4 separate regions of the Homo sapiens genome follow, and all the other regions are linked to region 4. A link is a contact called in ENCODE Hi-C or POLR2A ChIA-PET data. All regions are on one chromosome and are shown on one strand. The core of a region is the stretch at or near the end of the contact, and the rest is flanking DNA. Distances in the headings are between cores, read along the strand shown.

Region 1 (3,587 bases), core at 1-2,500, 5.1 Mb before region 4:
CAGGGCCCAGGAGCCAGGGCTGCTTCTTTTCCCCACAAACCTCTCCAAGCCCTGGCCCACATAAATTCAGCCCTGTGCTTGAGTATCTAAAGCCAAATGTCATGACTCTTCCCCGACAACATAGATCCCGACTAAGGTCAGCCGACAGCTGTCCCAACCCTTTGCTTGTAGCAACCACAGAGGATGATGCTTGACACCCTGAGCCGTGAGCCAAGCGAGATCAGCCTCCGACCTCACTAGCCTCAAGGGCAACCTCAGCCCTCTCCCCACCATCGACAGCCCTAGACCTTACCCACGAGTAGGCCAATGGCTTCCAACCTCCCCAAAGTGTCCGCGAAAGTACCTATCTCACAGTGGGTCCTTACTATGAGTTTCCTAACCGTGCAGAGCAGTCAGGCAGCGGGCCACCCTCCTCCGAGTCAGTCATTGACAAATCGCCCCGAAACGCCTATATTAGCTCGAAGTGAGGATAAGTGAACCTTTAGGACTTTACCTACTGCTCAAGTTGGCAACAGTACAGAGCCCCAGATCCTCAAGACCCAGTGAAATCAACTACACCCTCAGCCCAGACTCTACTCCAGGGCAGTACTCCTCGCCCTAACCCGGCTCGAACCTTCAGACAGACCCCGGCGGATGGAGCCCCGCTCCCCAGCCCGGCGCGGCGGAACCCCTCGGCCTCGTGCAGCGATGCTCCTGGGCCCGGGGCGGAGGGCGCCTGCCCGGCACACTGGCCTGACCTTGTCGGAGCTCCGGGTCGTCCAGCACGTTGTAGGCCGCGTAATCGCGGACGCCGTGCAGCCGCAGGATCTGCACCACGGCGTTGCTGAAGCCGCACTGGGGCTGCTCCGGCGTCCCCTTGAGGAAGACCACCACCTTGTCCTTCTTCACCAGCGCGTCCAACTGCTCCGCCGAGCCGCCGCCGCCCGCGCCCGAGCCCGCCGCCCGCACGCCCGGACCCCAAAGGCCACCGCCGCCCGCGCCGCGCCCCCAGCGGAGCAGAGCCGCCGCAGCTCGGCCGAGGGACCCGCTCATCTCCGCACGCAAGCCGGAGCCCACGACGGCCCGGGCCCACAGCTGGCCACCCAGAGCGCTCCCCGGCCCGCGGCAGTCCGACCCGCCCCCTGGAGGCCCTCATTGGGCCGGCTCTAAACTGCCCTCCGTGATTGGACAATACTGATCAGTAATTACTCGATTCCACCAATCATGTTGCTCGTCCCGCCCGGCAGGTAGGAGGTGGGCCTTATGCCGGAGCCTCATCCTACTGCCTTACTATTGGTCGTCGGCAACCGCTTTGTTAGTTAATTGGAGAGACTGGATGTCCATCAGGGTCACGCTTGCAGGGCAACGAGAGGCAAAACAAGAGGGAAGACGACTTTCCTCCTGTGAGCCAATGAGGCCAGCTGGACTACGCCGAGACAACTGGGAGAGGCGCGGGACTCGCCCGTTCCGCGGAACGCCGGGAAGGGGTCACCTCCTGATGAAGTTTCCGGTTCCGGTGTCAGCGGCGGTTGAATTGCCATGGCAATGCGGTGGGCGCGCGCTTGTCGTGTTGGTCTCTTGGGAGGTAGCGGGGCTAGGCCGGGCGGGTATCCGCCTCTCCCAGCTTAGGTGAGCGTCCCCGGGCGCCTCCGGAGCGCCGCGGCCGCATGCAGTTCGTCGTGGCGGGGAGCCGGAGCCTGACCGGGGTTCCAGCGCTCGGGCCGTAGCCTTGGCTCCTGGACTTTCCCTGGCTCCGCCGCCACGTGGGAGCTGAGGCTCTGGGGCTTCCGCCTCCGGCGCGCGATTATTTCTCTAGAACAGTTTTCATTTTTAAAATTTGTAAAGCGCTTTTGCCTGTGTGATTTCCTCTGGGTTTTTTTTTTTTTTCTTCCTTTTTGTAGAGACGGAATTGGCGGCGGGGGCGGGGGGTCGATGTCTCACTTTTTTGCCCAGGCTGGTCTCGAACTCCTGGCTTCAAGGGATCCTCCTGCCTCGGCCTCTTAAAGTGCTGGGATTACAGGCGTGAGCCACCGCCCCCGGCCGCCTCTGAGTTTCCAGCCTCGTTGGCCCTCCAGCCTTTTAACCTGTTGGGCCTAGGATCAGGAAAGGTTTGTTGAATGGGGAACTAAGAAGTGAATTCGTTCGTTCGACAAACGTTTCCTGAGCAGCCGCTGGGTGCTAGGCGCAGTGCCAGCGCGGAATGTCCAGGGAGACCTGGTGCCCAAAGCTTGGACCCATCGTGAGAAATGAGAAGCAGATACAAAGCAGTGTGGGAGTGCAGAGGAGACAAAGCAAGCCTCATCAGGCCCATTGCTTGCTCTGCTCTCCCTTGTACTTACCAGTGCTTGACAATATACAGTTATTTACTAGCTTGGTTATTGACTTCCTACCCAGCACTCAGTTTTATTCACTGCTGTATCCTCAGTGCCTAGGACGATGCTTGGAACGTGGTAAGTGCTCCTATTGGCGGGAAGAATAAATCCGGAAGAGCAGGACCAGTGGACTTGCTACATAATCTGTAGTCTTGGAGCCGCACAGGGTTGGTGGTACCCTCGAGCACACCAGACTTGCAGAAAAAGCATACTCCAGAGGAAGCTGAGGCATGCCTGCTCGAGAGCCAGCTGTTCCATGTGCAATTTTCCTCTGATAGTTTCTGGTCACTGTTGCCACGGTGATAATGACTGGGCTATGTCATTATCTATCCGCCAACAGTAAGAGAAGCTTTGCAGTCGAGATATTGTTTAGCAGATGGAGTGTTTTCTGTTGAACACTAAGTACTGCCACAAGTTACTTTTTTTTTTTTAAACTTTGAGTATTTTTTTACAATGTTGCTGGAGGTGATCTGTTTATGCTTTGAGAGTGTTCGAATTTAAAATCAGAAAATCATGTCAGTGAGTGAGTCTTTCAAATAATCCTTCGGCATGAAACCTGAGCCTAGTAAACTATGAAAGTAAACTCGGCACATTACCCGAAAGTCTCAATGTCATATTTTCACCCCCATCAATATTATTGATGATTGCTCATTTTCTAATGTGGGACCTGAAATTTACCAGGTGCTTAAAGAATCTTTTTGTTTTTCAGATTCATTGATTCCAGGTAAATCAGAGGAACAAGCAACATGAACAGAAATATGTAGAAAAAGCTATTATGCAGAAGCATAATTGTTGTTTCAGAAGTCCAGCATCTGGTGCACTTAACAATAGAGAATATATTAAACTCTTTCCAAAATAACCTGTTGTTCCTACCTGTGTTGTAAGTGTTTTGTTTGTTTTTAAGTAAATATTGGTGATTTGTTGCCAAAAACCTAAACTGTTTGTTGCTGTCAACTTAAATAACGAACAGAGAGAGGCTCTCTAAAAGAAAATGGCATTTATTCAGGAATAGAGCACTGCAATGAGAAAATGCATGCGATAGTTAACTGTGTGTATCCTGGGAGATAGAGGAAGACAAAGGTCTTTAAAGGAAAAATGAGGAGGGTTACATAATTGTTTTGAGATAATTATTTTTGACTACAAGGATCAGTAACAAAGGTGACACCAGTCCCAGGTTGGACAGGCAGGTGCTCGGCAGGCATTGCAGAAGTATTTTTTGTGTAAGATTGAGATGGC
Region 2 (3,288 bases), core at 88-2,587, 6.0 Mb before region 4:
GCTCAAGCGATCCTTCCGCCTCAGCCTCCACAAGCAGGTACCACCATGCTTCCGTTTTAGAACATAAACTCCTTGAAGGTTCGGCCTGATTCTTGACACTGTTCACATGATCAACTGTGGTGACTTTCATTTAATGGACCTTAACAAATATTTCTGAATGAAGAGCAAGGGAATCTAAGTTACTGAGAATACTTGAGATGAGTCTACAAAGAATGAGGGAAATCAACAATCCAAGCAACTGCATACAAAGTACCCTGGTTCTAAAACGAAAAGGTGGTTGTGGAAAGGGGAACCAGATGTTTCTCCATCTACCAATATTTTGGGCTGTATTTCCAAGGCATTCATGAAAGTTGCCGAGACAGTAAACATTTCACTCCTTAAACTGGTCGTCTTAATTCACTGTGATTAAACAGCTGTATGTTTCAGGACTCTGTTCAGGTTCGTGCCCTACTCATATCATTTAATCTTCCCAACAAATCCATGCACATAAGATTTTAATCCGCTCACACTCGGCAAAGGAGGCAACGTGGGCTCGGGGAGGGCAGTGGCCGCTCAAAGTGGCTGGGCGGCTAATAGGTGTCAGTGCCGGGATTCTAACGAAGGACATCTGGCTTCTGGGCCATAGAACACCCGCACCCAGGCCTTTCGAGGTTGACTTAACTTAACAGCCGGCTCCGCCTCTGCAGGAGTTACCTCCCAAAAGGCAGAAATACGATTGCGCAGACTGCCAGAACAGCCCAAGTTCTTCACCCAGGTTCCGGCGGGGTCAGGAGCCTTTAGCATTTCTCAAGGAATGCAGTTTTGCCCACAGATGCTTCGAAAACCCAAGTTTCCTGATCGTTGCTATGACACACCCAGGATTAAGCGAGCGTATGCGAGAAGCGCTCTGCAAACCGCCAGGCAAACGGCAACGAAGAAGCTGCCTCAGAAACAATACCTGAATGAGGCGGGGGCCGAAGAACTTGCTGACAATGGGCACCGGTCAATGCTCGGGTGCGGGCGGGGATGCTCGAGAAGGGCTCCAGTCCTCCCAGCGGAGACGGCGGAGCCCCAAGTGTGCGTTTCCGGGGCGCCGAGGTCTGAGGGGAGCCGGGAGAGCCAGGCCGGCCAGACCGGCCCCCAGACCCCTCTTAACACGGGCGCGGGGCCCCTGCAGCCTGCCGCCCCTCTCGGCCCAGCCAGCTGCATGGCGTCGCGTCCCCATCCGGAAGGCCTGACGGCCCGCCGGCGCCCCGAGCCCCTAGCCCTTCTCGGGGGCCGCCCCTCGCCCGCAGCCACCCCGGCTGCCGCTCACCTGCGCGCCCGGCGTCCTCTTCTTCCTTCCTCCGGAGGCGACTGGAGCCGACCGGCGGTGCCGCCCCCTCCCTCCCCGCCTTCTTCCGCCCCGCCCCCTCGGAGCCGGAACTGCTCCAGCCCCCGCCCTTCTGCCCGCCTTCCGCGGCCCCAGTGTGGCGTCACTTCCGCCAGCGCCCGGCGGCGCGCCGGGAGTCTGGGTCTCGTGAACGCGCCAGGAGCGTCCCTACAGCCGGGAACGCGCCTCGCGGATGACAACAAATTCGTCGCGCGGCGGCAGTGGCGGTGGCTGCCTCAGCCCCTGCCGCCTCCTCTCGCGCTCTCTTGCACTCTCTCCGAGCCGGTTGGGACCCTCCTCGGAAGTCCCCTGGCCTGGGGCCAGGAGGACCCCTCTGCGTCTTGCCTCCGCCAGGCCCAGCGCGAGCGGTGCGGCGCCGGCGATGGGGTCTCCCTGAGGGACTCCCGGCACCAAATAGGGATGGAGGGGCCGCCCCAGGCTTAGGCCCCGCCGCGGCCTGGAGCCGGAGTCGCTACCCCGAGGCCGGAGCCGTCGCAACCCGCAGCCGCAGTCAGCCCAGCTGCCAGCAGTCACTATGCCTTGGCCGTTTTCGGAGTCCATCAAGAAGAGGGCCTGCCGGTACCTCCTGCAGAGGTACCTGGGCCACTTTCTGCAGGAGAAGCTGAGCCTGGAGCAGCTCAGCCTGGACCTGTACCAAGGCACCGGGTCCCTCGCCCAGGTCCCCTTGGACAAATGGGTAAGAGCTGCCGGCGGCGAGCCGGGCGGGGCTCGCTCCCCTCTTTAGGGCGCTTTGAACCAGTGCCATCCAAGATTGGTGACAGTCAGTCCCTCCTTGGGAATTGTTTGGACCCGAGTGTGACACGGCTCAGAGAAATGTGTTAGAGTGTTGTTTAATCTGTTTCTAACAAGTTTGCTCTCCTAAATCACGTGTTCCGGAAACTTTAACAGATGTAATGGAATCTACACTGTGGGAATAATTGAGTCAGTGCTTCGGGGGTCTGTGAAGCAGGCTCAATAGGTCCGTGGGAGGAGGTGACCAGAACTGTCCCTCGGGATGTGAGGGGCCGCAGGGTTTTGTGGCAAACAAACCCTGCCTTGTGGGATGACATTCTGGAAGGATTAAGGATGAAGAGGACCTTTGGATGTCAGAATCCCTAGTTATTTGTTTTGGGTTGGCTGCTTGCGCACCATGTTTGCCTTGTTTGTCATCGTGCAGCGTTTGCCATCTGGAAGAAAGTTAGGTGAAGGCCTCTTGTGCCGGTTTGCCTGCTTTTGCTTGATTATATGTTTACAAGATAGGTTTGTGTATCCAGCCTGTGAATGGTCGTCTGGCCCTAGTAGTGCTGTTGAGTTATGCCTCTTTGCTCCACGTGACAGATCGTAAAAGCAGGTGTTGCAAAAGCGCTGAAGTTGCAATTTTCAGACATTTTAAAACCTGCCTTCTACTTGTCATCTAGAGGCTGTGAATTCACTCATTGCTATACAGGTGCTTCATCTGAATTTCGACTCACCACATGCAGTCGTACCTGCATTTGTGTGTTCAATGCATAGCATTTTACTTAAAGTATATTCACTTTTGGGTTTGACAGGAATAGAGTGACTTCTACCCTTTGCCCAACCCTTACTTCCTTAGCCACAGAAAATCTTAAATTATGGAAATACCTTATTATGACCCTTAAGCGAATTTGTGCTAGAGACTATAAATCAGTATATAATTTTATCAGTATGTACCTGACATAAACTAGGGAGAGGACACAAGATAGTGGAAAGAGCCCTGGTTTGAGAGCAGTAAGACCCAGTCGCTCACCAGGAGGTGAGAGTCCTACCCCTGGAGAGACTCTCCAGACCGCCACAATTAGCCGAGTGATAATGGACTTAGCAATTCACCTGAGTTCAGTAAACACTAATGGAGCACACACTTCATCTCTGTGTCGTCCGTCTTATGGTATTGTATTCCTGTAATTCTTCCAAAAGAT
Region 3 (3,251 bases), core at 1-2,500, 5.1 Mb before region 4:
CTTTACAATTTAATCTCTTAGGATACTGACTTTTACACGGATCTGTTCTACAAACATCTGCCATCCCTGCTAAGAAACAAAAAAGGAAAACAGCATCCCGGAAGCCCTGGATTTGGGCCAGTTACTAACCCCGCATCTGTAAAATCGCTAGCCGCACCTAAACTGTGATGACTGGAGTTCACATAAAACCTAGTTTTACAACTTGTATCCTTCATTAGTAGCGCTCATCTGATCCAGAGGCGGTGAAGCCAATCATGCAACCATGTAATTACTCGGAAAAAGATAAGGGTTGGGGCCCAGGACTGTTCAAAGCTGGGCTGGATGCACAGGAAGGCCAGTGACTGCTGACCTGGGAGGAGAGCGCCAGGGTGCGAAGGCTTCCAGCCATCAAGCAGTAGGAGTTTGGCAGAAGGCTGTGGAGCAAACGCCGGGCCAAGGCAACTTCATGTGCACAGGCACAGAGGCAGATACAGTTTAGACATTCTGGGACAAGGTTAAAGGGTTGGCGTGGCTGGAGCAGGGGTTGGGAGAGTGGGAGGATGTTTCTGCTGGTGGGGAGGGAGAGGTGAGGCGCATTCTGAGGCCTTGGGTTTGTTGGGGGTTCACATTATGCCTGGGGATTCACATCCCTTGTGACTCCTGGACTGTGGGCCCGGACTGTGGGGGTGGGAGAGGACGGGCAGGGTGCCACTACCCCCCACCCCGCCCTTTCTCCCCGCGCGAGGCTGGCTGATGAGTGTCATTTTCTTCTTGGATTTCGCGCCTACGGGCGGTGTGCCCCTTCCAAGGCCCCCACCTCCGCTCTGTGAGGGCAAGATCTGCCGGTGTCCTAATCCCTTTTCCATGTCTGGGCGCACAGATCCAACTTTCCCGGAGAGGCAGCTCCGCGCCATCCCCTAGGATGAGAAGAGGGTGGGTGGCTGTGTGTGTGTCGGGGAGACAGACAGGGGCCAGGGCTCCGGGCTGCTTTCCAGGCAAGCGTGGACAGGACCCCCCCCTTAACCCCCGCCCCGGGTCCGCGACAGGGAGCGGTGAGGCTTTTCTTCGGCCCTGGTCCCCGGGGCCACGCAGGATGTCCGCCGGGCTGGGGTTGCGCACCCGGGGCCTCCGCTGAGCGCGTGCGGAGAGGGGCGCGGCCTCTCCCGCGGGGCCACCGGGCGGGTCCCGGCGGGGGCGGGGGTACTCGCGGTGTCCGGGCCCGCCCCAGCCCTGCCCCGCCCCGGAGCCGCCCGGGACGCAGGGAGGAGGGAAGGAGGCTCGGCCCCAGCTACCCGCGGCGCCGCGCTCCTCCACGCTCCGGGAGGGTAAGTGGCACGGGGCCGGGAGGCCAGGCCTGGGGCCGGGGGCCGGGGGCCGGGGGCCGGGCGGGTGGGGTCCTCAGCCCCTGGCCCAGCTCTGACACAGCCCCGGGAATCGGGGGCGCCGAAAGTCTGGGGGACCTGGGGAGGCGCGCCCGGCGCGGGGGCGGGGGCCCCGGCGTGACAGCTGCGGGCGGGCGGGTATTTTTAGTTTAAATCCAACCGTTCTGTGCTGGCTGCGAAATTCCCGAGCCTTTCCTTTCAACCCCGGGGAGCTTCGGCCGGCCCACAAGAAAAAGCCCTAAAGCCCCGGGCAGCGCGCCCCAGCGGGCCGGGTGCCTCCTCGGGGCTTCCCTCTGCCTCCCCTAGGGGCGGGCTGACCTGTCACCAAGGCTTGCGCGCGGCGGGGGCCCAATCCGCTCCTGGCGACCGCGAGCGCGCTCAGTAGTGCCTGGGAGAGCAGAGCAGGCGGCGAAGAGGGGAAGTCCAACCCCGAATGCTCAGTTTCGTTCAGACGCCTTTTGGCTATGCAAACTTGGCAAGCAGCTCAACCTCTCTGAGCCTCATTCCCACATTTCTAAAGGGGAGGGCAGTGAGGCCAGAGATGGCTTGCAGGGCCTGAGAGAGCCTCAGATGGATGTTGACTTCCCCTGGGGTCTTGGGATCTTGACCCCAAACAGCAGACCCATTGATGTGGCCCATTGGTCAACCCGGGAGCAGTGTCCTACACCGCCCAGCTGACCTCTGCTTCAAAACTGGAAGCCAGGGGCCTCCAGCCTGGGCGGGGTGATAATGAATATTTTCAGTTAACCACTTTGGCCCTGAAGCTCCAACCCTGGGCTTTCCTGGGACTCTCCCAGGTTCCTGGTCACCCCTTTCAACTCTGAAGGGTCACCCTTATCCCTGCACTGGGTGGGGGGGCTTTCTACAGCCAAGGGCTGCTAGTGGGATAGCTTGATGTGTCTTGGGGGCATGCCCCATCCCACATGAATGAGGGCATGAGGAGAATGGACCGTCCTCCCAGAAAGGAGAGCATGTCATAAAATCACTGCCATTCTGAGCTTGGCAGGACAGCGTCCTTCATCCACCAAGAGAAGCAGAAACAGGCCCAGAGAGGGGGAGTGATTTGCCCAGAGCCACACTGCCTGGCTCTCTTGAAGGGCCTGGGCTTGCCGCCTGCACTTCCAGGGCAGCCAACAGCCCATAGGAGTCAGGAGCTGGGAGGTGGGAGGGGCATATCAGTGCCAACGAGCTGTTTTGCTCAGTTTCCTGTCACTGTGCCCCAGCGGGATGCTCCAGCACATGTGGGTCTGCACATTCCTCAGGCCGGACGGTGCTCGGCAGGCTGACAGCCACAGCTGTGCCAAGCCTGCTGGCCCCAGGCGTTGTTTTCAACCAGAGAGGCCCCTCTGGGGGTGGCTGAGCGGGAAGTGGGCTGGGATGTCTTATTTCTGGAACTCGTGTCTTGCTGGGGGTCCTGAGAAGAAGGCCTGAGGATGTGTTGGTGGCACAGAGGGAAGTGGTGAGAATCCAGGCTCAGGTTTCTGCCTCCAGGTACAGTCTGGCACCTGGCTCCCTGCAGGTACACTTCAGAGTGAGTTGGAGTCCTTTCTGTCTGTCTCCATGGGAACAAGGCTCCTGCTCGGGTGCTTTGCATGCTCTCCAGCAGCCATGGACCTGGCCATGCCTGGGCAGCCCCTTTGCCTTGTGATGCAGCCTGGAGCGGGCTGCCGGGGGGCCCTGGCTTGGCGGCCCCGGGAGGCAAGACTGGGCAGGCCCAGCTCAACGTCAAAAGCACCCTGGAGCCTTTGGGAACCCACTGGGCAGCTAGGCTTCCCGCATTGTCCAGCTGTTAGGAATGGGGCAGTCAAGTTGGATTGCCTGAGTCCAGTCCTGCCTTAGCCCGTTCCTGGCTGTGTAGCCTTGGGAAAGTTGCTTCACCTTTCAGAGCTT
Region 4 (3,659 bases), core at 248-2,747:
CTGCACGCCGAGGAGGAAGGGGCTGTGGAAAACACACCCAGCGAGGCGCACAGTCGCATCTGGCAATCTAGAGGCTGCAGAGAAAGCAGAAACGTGGAGGGCATCTCTCTGCGGACTGGAAGTGGCGCGGGGCGAGGGACCGGGCAGGGCGCGTGCCCGGGGGCAGGCGTGGGGGGGAAGGCGGCCCCCGAGCGGGCGTCTGGACGCCGCCCCTCCTCGGCCAGGAGGGTCACCACCCCCGGCCCCCGCGCACCAGGGCTGAGGCCAAGGCCACCCGCACCTCCCACCCGCTTCTGCTCCCCCAGGCGACGAGCCCGCGGCGCCGCCGCCTCCTCCCGGAGCAGAAACTTTGCGTCTCTAATGGAAACCAAGCCGCGCGCCAGTTCCCTCCTCCCCCGCCGCCCCCCCCCCCCGCCCCAATTAGCGCGAGCCCAGCGCCTCCCGCGGGAAGTGCCTCCTGGTGCACCGAGGCTCACGCCCGCCCGCACTGCTGCACTGGGTGGGGGGCCGCAGGGTGCGAAAGCGGCAGGAACAAGCCACGGCCACACCGCAGGGCCCCGCCCGGGCGCAGGGCGGCCCGGCCGCCGCTTCCGCCCTCTCCGCCCCCAACCCCTCGCCTTCCTGCCCCCAACCCCACCCTTCCCCGGCTCCTTCCTTCCCAGCCCACGCCCGCGCCGCGCCCCCCGGGAAGAAGGAGGGGAGAGCGACCGAGGGAGGGCGCCCAGCAGGGCCGGCCAAAGTGGGGAGGTGGCGGGCGCTGACTGCGCCCCTCAACACCCGGCCGGAACAATGTGCGCCACCGGCCAGCTCCAGCCCATTCATTCTCCACTGCCCGCCCGACCTGCCACCTTCGCGCCGGCGGAGAAGCGGGGTGGGGAGGGGCGGGCCGGGGGGGGGGGTCTAGTGCCCGGCCCCGCCCGGCTCCCAGGCCGAAACGCTGCGCTGCAGGCAGCCCGGGTGCGGCGCTAGTGGATGCAGTGGGTGCGGGGCTGGGCGGGGGGCAGGGGGATTGGATGCAGAAACCCCCGCTGCAGTTGCGGCCGGAGCCCCTGCCCGTGGACGGCCTACGACCAAGTCCAGCTCCAAGGGGAACCAATAAATGAAGCTCCCTGGCAGAGGTCGCCGAGATGCAAATCCAAAATGCAACCTCCTTTAAGCGCAGCTGCTGCGTAACACTCAGAAAAGAAAAACCTCCAAGAACCAAAAACAAACAAAAAACAAACAAAACAACTAGAAATCTGGGAAGAAATCTCGGGCAGCTGCTACGCCGGCATTTGCCACTCCCGACCTACCATGGTGCGAGCGAAGGGAGGAAGAGCAGAGGGAGCGAGGGTGGCTGCACCAGCGCGGGGGCTGCGACGGCGGGGGTACCTCCGATGCCGCTGCTGCTGCTGCTGCTGCTAAGGCGCGCTGTGCGCTATGCCGCCGCCGCCGCCTGCGCCGCCGCCTGACTACGAGTAACGGCACGGCGTCCACGACACTCCCAGCACCACTGCCGGAGCGCGAGTCTGCGCCCCGCGATATATATATGGTGCGCCGTATCCCTCCGCCGCGGCGGAGCCGCCTCGCGCAGAGCGGCGCTGCGGCAGCCGGGCCTTGCCCGCCTGGTCCCGCCCCCGGGTTCGCCAGGCCTCCCGCCGCCCCCTGCGCGCCAGTCGCGGCGGCCCTACGCTGGGTCGGGGAAGCGTTCTAGGCTGGGCGCGCGGTCTCGGGTCAGGTGTGGCGGGGAGTCCTCAGGAGACGCCCACCCTGGGCGGGGGCGAAGACAGAGCGCCTGCTTAGTCCAACCTGGGGGCGGCCCAGAGCTTCGGAAGCCGTTCACTCCGCTACCTACCCCAGCCTCACCCCACCTGGGTGACCCTCCCACCTCAACATCTCCAACCGCTCCACTAGGGCTGCCGGCTCCCGCGTGCCCCTCGTCCTTGGGTCTGCAGCGGCCACTTCCAGTTTGGGGTGCTGCAGGAGGTCCTGAGAGTAGGGGGTCCGCGGGGAGGTGGAGGCAGATTGGCCACACTCCTTCAGCTGCCGAGGAGAGGGGTCTGCAGAGGACGAGGTAGTTGTCCTCCTGGAAGAAATTGGTCCTCTTCGGATTTTGGAGCAGTATCCGAGTCAAATTATTTATGCTCAGTTGCTAAATCTGTGTCATGCTGCGATGTTTAATCAGTCTTTAATGTTTTTACGTTTCCACTGAATATTTTTTAGGATGCCTGAATATTTCTCCCCTACTATTTTGTTCTTTTTCCTGGCGCCCGTCTTACTAAAATTAGTGTACCTGTGCAGCTTCTACAGACCTTAAACCCAGGCTTTAAATTTTTCGTAATTTTCCTGATCCTGAGAAGGGTCAGAGTCTTTATTCATAAATCCATAGAAACAAGGGAAAAAATAGATGCTTCAAATCCTCTGCATTACAAGTGGAACACACAGCCAATTGCCTCTCTTATGGAGCTAGATTGTATTTTAAACTACAGTTTTGATTATATTCCTTTTAAAAGACTATTTAAATCTTTAAATATACTAGTGTTTTCCATTTTTTATTATATTCCTTTTAAAATAATATTTAAATCTTTAAGTTTACTAGTGTTTTCCATTTTTCTGTAAAGTAGAGAAAGAACAATTTCAGCCAGTAATGTGAACCCCAGGACTTGTAAAAATCTAGACAAAATGCTGCAGTTTCTTTTCTTGCCAAGGCAGAACACAGAATTTGATCTTCTGTTTTACAGGGCCCGGGCAACAGTTGGAGGTTATCATTTGCTTACTGTTTCACAGAATATGGCAAAGTGTGTGATTAACATGCTGTGCTAGAAAGGGCTTTGCTTGCTTGTGTTTGTTTCTGCTTTCAACAAAGTCTGCAGGAATATGTTTTTTAAAAAAGGAAAAATGTACAGGCACATTGCAAATGCCACAGGACTTCTTGGGATAACCTTAGACAAGACGTCAGCATCTGTGGAGCTGTTCCTACTGATGTTCCTTCTGGAATGCCGCAGAAAGAGTGAACCTGCTGTTTAATTTAAAGAGAGGCTGCAGCAGCAAGCCAGGGGATGCTGCCTTCCCTCTGCAGATTAGAAAGACACTATTCACTTCACAAACCTGATCCTAATCCCTGCAAAAAAATAATAATAATACTCCTGGGCTCATAGGGGAAAACCTGAGTAGGAATAAAGCGTGCATACTAATGCGAGAGTTGGAGATAAGGAAATAGAAGAAAAGGGACTAATACAAATTAATTTTAAAGAATATGCAATAATCCAGTCAGTTACAAGCCTAAATGGCCAAACTCCTTATTAAAACTGCATCTTGGCCGGGCGCGGTGGCTCACACCTGTAATCCCAGCACTTGGGGAGGCCGAAGCAGGCGGATCACAAGGTCAGGAGATCGAGACCATCCTGGCCAACATAGTGAAACCTTGTCTCTACTAAAAATACAAAAATTAGCTGGGTGTGGTGGCGCGTGCCTGTAATCTCAGCTACTTTCAGTAGGCTGAGGCAGGAGAATCCCTTGAACCAGGGCATCGGAGGTTGCAGTGAGCCAAGATAGCGCCATCGCATTCCAGCCTGGTGACAGAGCGAGACTCCATCCAATAATAATAATAATACTAAAACTGCTTCTTTCCTAAGGGTATTGGTATTCTTTCTCTGGGGCTTTTCATATAGTAGTTAGTG

What was found. Hi-C counts contacts between places; a loop is a spot of excess contacts on that map. ChIA-PET counts read pairs that join two places held with the same protein, here RNA polymerase II (POLR2A). Pooled maps may share reads with other maps.
Region 1: a loop to region 4 is called in a pooled map, with 24 times the contacts of the local background. The contact joins the promoter of SNHG10 here to the promoter of CALM1 in region 4. A Hi-C loop is called at or near these places in 2 of 168 maps with a recorded cell type or tissue (CD8-positive, alpha-beta T cell and naive thymus-derived CD4-positive, alpha-beta T cell) and 8 of 50 pooled maps.
Region 2: a map of naive thymus-derived CD4-positive, alpha-beta T cell shows a loop between it and region 4 (14-fold over the local background). The contact joins the promoter of GSKIP here to the promoter of CALM1 in region 4. A Hi-C loop is called at or near these places in 1 of 168 maps with a recorded cell type or tissue (naive thymus-derived CD4-positive, alpha-beta T cell), 1 of 37 single-sample maps with no recorded cell type and 6 of 50 pooled maps. POLR2A ChIA-PET finds 5 or more read pairs at or near these places in 1 of 52 experiments (T-cell).
Region 3: a loop to region 4 is called in a pooled map, with 8 times the contacts of the local background. The contact joins the promoter of SYNE3 here to the promoter of CALM1 in region 4. A Hi-C loop is called at or near these places in 3 of 37 single-sample maps with no recorded cell type and 6 of 50 pooled maps.

What each region holds. Positions count from the first base shown.
Region 1 is chr14:95,532,535-95,536,121 of GRCh38, reverse strand. It overlaps SNHG10 (small nucleolar RNA host gene 10), which reads left to right and starts at 1,250. Exons shown (of 1, transcript NR_003138.3): 1 at 1,250-3,210. It overlaps GLRX5 (glutaredoxin 5), which reads right to left and starts at 1,072. Exons shown (of 2, transcript NM_016417.3): 1 at 738-1,072. The coding sequence starts at 1,032. It also overlaps SCARNA13. RefSeq lists silencers at 640-699, 910-1,199 and enhancers at 1,340-1,799, 1,063-1,852, 1,853-2,642.
Region 2 is chr14:96,361,575-96,364,862 of GRCh38, reverse strand. GSKIP (GSK3B interacting protein) reads right to left here and starts at 1,337. Exons shown (of 4, transcript NM_016472.5): 1 at 1,295-1,337. It overlaps ATG2B (autophagy related 2B), which reads left to right and starts at 1,522. Exons shown (of 42, transcript NM_018036.7): 1 at 1,522-2,048. The coding sequence starts at 1,887. RefSeq lists a silencer at 1,065-1,414 and enhancers at 616-1,436, 1,357-1,651, 2,893-2,962.
Region 3 is chr14:95,514,649-95,517,899 of GRCh38, reverse strand. SYNE3 (spectrin repeat containing nuclear envelope family member 3) reads left to right here and starts at 1,250. Exons shown (of 18, transcript NM_152592.6): 1 at 1,250-1,304. It overlaps SYNE3-AS1 (SYNE3 antisense RNA 1), which reads right to left and starts at 1,780. Exons shown (of 2, transcript NR_188030.1): 1 at 1,680-1,780; 2 at 1-896. RefSeq lists silencers at 995-1,804, 1,554-1,848.
Region 4 is chr14:90,394,867-90,398,525 of GRCh38, reverse strand. It overlaps CALM1 (calmodulin 1), which reads right to left and starts at 1,497. Exons shown (of 6, transcript NM_006888.6): 1 at 1,293-1,497. The coding sequence starts at 1,295. RefSeq lists enhancers at 1-65, 1,236-1,285, 1,407-1,701 and silencers at 126-195, 236-305, 386-935, 946-1,105, 1,386-1,805.